Linked DNA regions of Mus musculus: region 2 is linked to region 1. Evidence: chromatin contacts called from ENCODE POLR2A ChIA-PET data. All regions are on one chromosome and are shown on one strand. The core of a region is the stretch at or near the end of the contact, and the rest is flanking DNA. Distances in the headings are between cores, read along the strand shown.

The links. ChIA-PET counts read pairs that join two places held with the same protein, here RNA polymerase II (POLR2A).
Region 2: POLR2A ChIA-PET joins it to region 1 with 18 read pairs in embryonic stem cell. The contact joins the promoter of Lipt2 here to the promoter of Pgm2l1 in region 1. POLR2A ChIA-PET finds 5 or more read pairs at or near these places in 4 of 5 experiments (Patski and embryonic stem cell).

What each region holds. Positions count from the first base shown.
Region 1 is chr7:100,226,154-100,229,156 of GRCm38, reverse strand. It overlaps Pgm2l1 (phosphoglucomutase 2-like 1), which reads right to left and starts at 1,550. Exons shown (of 14, transcript NM_027629.3): 1 at 1,123-1,550. The coding sequence starts at 1,233. Gm34877 (a long non-coding RNA gene) reads left to right here and starts at 1,752. Exons shown (of 3, transcript XR_869834.3): 1 at 1,752-2,027.
Region 2 is chr7:100,157,679-100,160,681 of GRCm38, reverse strand. Lipt2 (lipoyl(octanoyl) transferase 2 (putative)) reads right to left here and starts at 1,405. Exons shown (of 2, transcript NM_026010.2): 1 at 935-1,405; 2 at 1-508. The coding sequence starts at 1,400. The coding sequence ends at 279. Gm51452 (a long non-coding RNA gene) reads left to right here and starts at 506. Exons shown (of 2, transcript XR_003946658.1): 1 at 506-587; 2 at 2,551-3,003.

The DNA.
Region 1 (3,003 bases), core at 301-2,800:
CCAGCATTTCCTGTCTGGCCTAGAACACTCAGTATTTAGTTGGGTTTTTTTGTTTGTTTGTTTTGTTTTGTTTCCCTTCTTAAATGCATAGATACCTGGAAAAAAATGAAAATAAACTTTTTCAGAAAGCTAATTAAGTAGTTCTTTTGTATAACAAAATCTCACATACCTCCATACAAACCCCTTAATTCAGTTTTAAATGTGCTGCCTTTTTTGTTTTAGCAGCTGTATCATATGCACTTGAGAAAACAAACACTGGGATTATCATCCCACCCTCTGAAAAAGCCTCCAAGAGCCTCGTTTACAAGTGAAAAGGATGCATTTTAATTCTAGCTTTCACCAACCCACCCTATATACCTGCACAAGGGGAGGGAGAGAGAAGAAACGATGGCATCAGCAATTCTGAAATTCCTAAGCAATTCCTAAATATCTGATCAGAATCTGCCTTTTAAGATTTGAGAATGGTGCAAATTCTATCAGTACAACTAGACTATTCTAGATGTCCATGACAATTTTTTGAACAGGATACTTCCAATAAATAACTGCCGGCAGAGGAATGAAATAAGAGGAGAACCCTTGTCACATTTAATAGCAAAAGGTGATACCAGAAAATAAGAGTGAAATAGACTAGCGAATACCTAGCCAGCGATTACCTAGTGACAGAGGGTGGAAACACAGCAGAGCAACATAGTGAGTGGTTAGTAACGTTCAAGAACCAGAAGCCACTTTCTGGTTCTGCAGAGAAGGAAGTCAAAGGAGAAAGAGGAAAGGTGATGGATGCATAGTACACAGAGGATAACTTACAACGATGAGAATGAGGACGAAGTATTTTGACCATGAGAGATGATACTCACTGGAAGGGAAGGGGCAGCAAGGGAGGAAGCGGGACTGCGGTGTAGCCTACCACAAAAGAAAGAGACTGCAGTCGTCCCTGCCCAGCCCAGCCCGCCGGGGAAAGCAGCCCCTGCATAGGTGAGAGGCATCGCCCAACTCCACTAGCCCTGCGCTGGCTGGAGCCATCTCCCCTGGAGCCTCCAGAGCCCTGGGTGGGTACCGGAAAGGGTGGACTGTGCGAGGGTGAGCAGAAAGAGGGGACAGATGCCGGGGTGACCAGGTACCCACCTTGTCCCAACGCAGCCACTGCCCGATGGCCGTGTCTAGCTGGGGGTCCCCAGTGAGGTAGGGGGCGTGGAGCAGGTTAGAGTTCAGGTCATCATCTGCGTTCTCAGCCATGGTAGACACACGGGTTTGCGGGCCCGAGGGGCGGGCGAAGACACTGAGTCAGGGGGGCTCTAGGTGCGCTCACCAGGGTCCAGAAACCCCCTCCTTGACGAAGGGCATCGGAGACCAACCGCGAGCTGTTCAGTCCGCGCCAGCTCCTGCCGCAGCTCCAGCGAACCCGGAGAGAGGGCGGAGACAGGACAGCCGCCTCCCAGCAGACTAGCTCCGGATCTCAGCTCGAACTGACTGAGGCGGGCGTGAGGCGAGAGAACAACAACAGTCCCAGATGTCTGGGTCGCCGCCTTCGCCCGCGCCGCCTTAGGCCCCGCCCCCGCGCCGCCCGCGCCGCCCCCGCCCGCCCCGGCCCGTCCGAGTGCCCGAGGCATGAGGCGCGAGCCCGGGAGCGCGCGCCCCGCACCTCCGCTGCAGCGTTTGCTGTCCGCTGAGGCGACAGTGCACAGCTGGCTTTGTTTTTTTAATGCCGTTCCTCAGCTGTCTTTCCCTTATCACCCGCCCCGCACTCGCACGTGCGCCTCCACCTGGTGTCCCCGTCGTCTCAAGCAGCCCGCCTCTGCACTCACTAGGAGAGTCCCCGGCGCGCGCAGGCCCCACCCTCTTCGCCTCAGGGCTTGGTCTCGCTTGGGAGCCCAAAGTGGCGCGCGTGACGCCTCACGGGAGTTGTAGTTTTCCCCGGTTCCCCGAGTTCTGTACACCCGTTGCCTTTCCCTTCCCTCGGAGAGAAAAAGCACCACCTGTTCCCTGACGCTTCTTACTTATGTTGTGCAGTGGTGGTCTCCTGCTTTAAGGTAAAAAAGGAATGACGTAAGGAACAACGGTATCTATTTGTACTTGAAAGTTTACGAGTCGTTTTTTGTCATTTCATTCATCCTGTGTGGTAGGTTGTATGTATATTCCTTTCCCACTTTACACAGAAGGAACTGAAAGGCAAACCGAATTTTCTGAGCAGTAGCGTTCCTGAGAAATGAATGCGGGTTTCAGTCTGTTATGTTACCTCAGCTGGCAGTTGTTTTTGTTCAGTTGTAGCCGCGGAATAGAGGTAGAGAGAATATAATGTCTGGAAAATAGATAAGAAGGTTGTCAGATGATGGGTCAGCATTTAACCCTATTTTAAGAATGTACAAACATCATAAAATTCATGAACAAGTAGGAATACAGAGGAAAAAAGAAATGAACACCTTCACTTTCTTTCTTCTATAAATGTGCGCCTTTCAGGTCTCATTACTTGAGGCCAGAGAAATACTGAAGTCTTGTATATGGACCACTCTGCTTTCTCTGTTTTTGAGACAGGGTCTCCTCTATGGCTTTGGCTAGCCTTGAACATAATATACGCCAGGCTGAAATTGAACTCTTGAGTGCTGGAATTCCAGGTGTGCACCACCACACTGTGCCAAATACCTTCTTGGTGTGACTTGACCAAGTATATTAAAACTCTTCCTCATCAGCCTTTTGCTCTTGTAAGGATTATATAATATTTATAGCATGACAGTACAGTAATTGAAGAAATAGTTTTAGAGTGTTTTGAGGCTCAAAGATAAAAGACATAATAAATCCAAAGTATTCCTTTTATTTTTTAAAGACATCATTTGTTCTAATAAAATCCAAACTACTAGCATAAAATAATTGTATTGAGAGATTCTGAAAAATAATATATGTCATTGTAAGGGGTTGCAGTGTTTGCCTTAAAAATCAACAAAACAAGAATTATGCTAGGAGCTGATATTAGAAGAATATAAACAATTCCCTTCAAGAAGTAAAATCTAG
Region 2 (3,003 bases), core at 156-2,655, 68 kb after region 1:
ATTAACAGGTGTTAATGGTCATGGGGATGCTTTAGGTAGCCTGTGACTTTTCATAGTATTTTCATAATGTCGTCTGAGGTAGGTGAGGAGATACAGGGAGCAATTGCTCAGGGCCTGTCATGGTCAGTGAATCAGAGTAGTTCTGGGGACTCAGTCAGACTAGCAATTGCTCAGGGCCTGTCATGGTCAGTGAATCAGAGTAGTTCTGGGGACTCAGTCAGACTAGAAGCTTTCTATTGTAGAACCATCATCCCAAGGATAAGGTGAATGAATGTCCTTCAGCTGGGGCTGTCCTCAGAGATTAACGTGCACTTGAAAGTCTCCTTGAATGCCACAAGGAATGATGGCATTACTTCATCCACAGTGACAAGTCTTTGAAGCGCCTCACTCAGGGAAGTGACTCCAGTTCCAACCAGTCCACAAGGCACAATGTGCTCAAACCATGTGAGGTCGGTTGAACAGTTCAGAGCCAAGCCGTGGGACGTGATGTGTCTTCCACAGCGGACTCCTGCAAGACAAGCCAAAATATCTTAGCATAGTTATACTTCCCTTCTTTGGGAGCCTCAGGATCCCTCTGGGGCTGAAAGGTAAGGAGGCCTGGGCACAATCCCTTGAAACTTGGATGGAACACTGACTGGATCTGGGGGCTAAGTCAATGGCGGTGGGGGCTGTGGTTACACATCAGCTGCCCTTATTTTCGAGATTCGTTTAACACAAGAATTGCGTTTGCATTGGAAGTTTTAAATTTTGGCATCCTGTCTCCCGTTATGAGTCACAGGAAGAAACCTGGCAATTCATACTGAACTAGAGGACTCTTTTGTCTCAGCTCCATGAGGGAGGTCAGTGGCTCATGCCCAGAGTTCATGTCCAGCCCAGCGCTCCCCGATGTTAGCCCTGCCCAGGCTCCGCCCCGGTCCCGCCCCGGCGCGCTCACCGATCGCGCAGATCTTGCGCTCCCCCAGCCAGACGCCAGTGTAGGGCGGCGGCCGCGCGCGGGCGCCCTGCAGGCCCCGAAGTTCGCACAGTCGCACGGCGCACGCCTCCAGCGCCGCCACGTGGGTGCGCAGGCGCAGGCCTAGGAGCCGCAAGTCAAGCACCGGGTGGCAGAGCAACTGGCCCGGGCCGTGGAAAGTGGCCAGGCCGCCGCGGCCGGTGGCGCGCACCTCGGCGCCCAAGGCCCTCAGCCGCGTAGTCTCCTCGGGTGTCAGGCCACCGCGTAGCCCGCCCGTGTATACGGGCCCCGCTGGCTCGCAGACCAAGAGCACACCCGCTTTGGTCCCCGACAGGGTCCCAGGGCGAGGGTCTGCCTGTAGCCGCCGTAGCCAATGCTCCTGCAACGCCAGCAGCTCCGAGTAGTGCACCCGACCAAGCCAAACGAGCCGGACCACAGGCAGCGACATCGCGCGGGAGGCGGCGTGCGTGGGCCACGCCTTCTGGCGGGTCTCGGGGCGGGGACTCTGGGCCACGCCCCTGAGCTTCAGCCCGAGTGGAGCTTCAGTTCCCGCCTACCTGTGTGACCCGAAGTCCAGGCAGGATTGGTCTTAACCACCCATTCATTCCAATAATCATTTTTTAGTATGTTCTGTGTTCTGCAGGAACTTGGACCGTGCAGTGTAGAGTATTTGAGAAACGAAGATCCAACCCTGGAAGCTTAGGTGTTCACAGCTGACAAGCTAATATTAAAGTTTTTTTTTTTGACAATATTCAGAAATTGTCTTTCTGTTTCACCATGTAAATTCTTTTTTTTAATTTAATTAATTTATTTATTACGTATTTTCCTCAATGATGGAAAGAAAAACAGAATTCAGTAATATGTTGAGTTCCTCGAAAACTGAAAGGGAGACTAGTGTGCAAAGAGGTTTATTGTGGATCGGTGTGGGACGTAGCAGGTACTTCAAGATATATAAGACTTGAAAGAAACAGGATTAGGCAGAAGCTGTAGTTGAGCAGAGAAATAGTTGCATTAGATTCTTTCCTTAGCTATCCCCCAGGAATGCTCCGAGTCTGGCCTGACCCATTAGAATTATTCTAGATTAAAGCAAATGGGACATCCTACATAGATGGGTCACAAAAACAAGCTACTCCTGGGAAGGCACCGTTACCTTTGTAGGAGTTGCTTCCATTATGAAGCCCTGATCTCTGAAGGGAGCTCCAGCTTGAGTCATCATACAACCCAGTCCCAGAAGCCGAGGGAAGGACAGGGGACGGGAAGCCAGAATATCAAGATTAATTGTGATTAATTGGCCCAGAAACCCTTCCTGACCTGAGCTTTATACAACAGAGAATGTGCCAGAAAAGTCCCCAGAACTACAATTTGGAGAGGTAGATGTCTTATCAAAGTCTTATAAAGGGTCCTGAGCCCTCAGTCCCCAAGGCTTTTACTTAGCCCACTAGCTCACGCCCATTCTTGGGAGTGTTTTTCTTTTTTTAATAACCAGCCCCTGTTTCTAACCACACTGTGTGTCTCTGGTGTGGTATTCTAACCTGGGACATAATCTCAGATCTGCACTGACCACTAATTTTTTCCCCTTTTCTTTATTTCCTTTTCAGATATCGGCCTAAAGCCTGAGCCTACATCGTTGCACTGTGGACTTTCTCACTCTCTGAACCCCTCCACCTCTGCCATGCAGGTTCTCCCCTCCCTCCTCCATCACAGAAGATCCTCCTGCCTCTGCCTCCTACGTGCTGGGATGGACTTTGACTGTTAATAGCTCCAGTAACACTGAGTGTGGGTGGGCCAGGAAGCAGAAAGAGGAAGAACAGAATACCAACCAGAGTGAGGCTCAATGCCAAGAATTAATAAGGCGGACAGACTGGCATGGGCAAACATATATAATAGCAGGTTTCAGAGCGGATGACAAAAGTTATTGTGAGTCATCAACATGGGGATGTGGTTTAAAAAATAAACATTGAGATAGCTCCAGGCTCTGGGAGAAGAAGAGACATTGGGAAACCCTGTTCCAGAGCACCTAAATCTTATTAATAATTCCGTGTAGGGTGGGG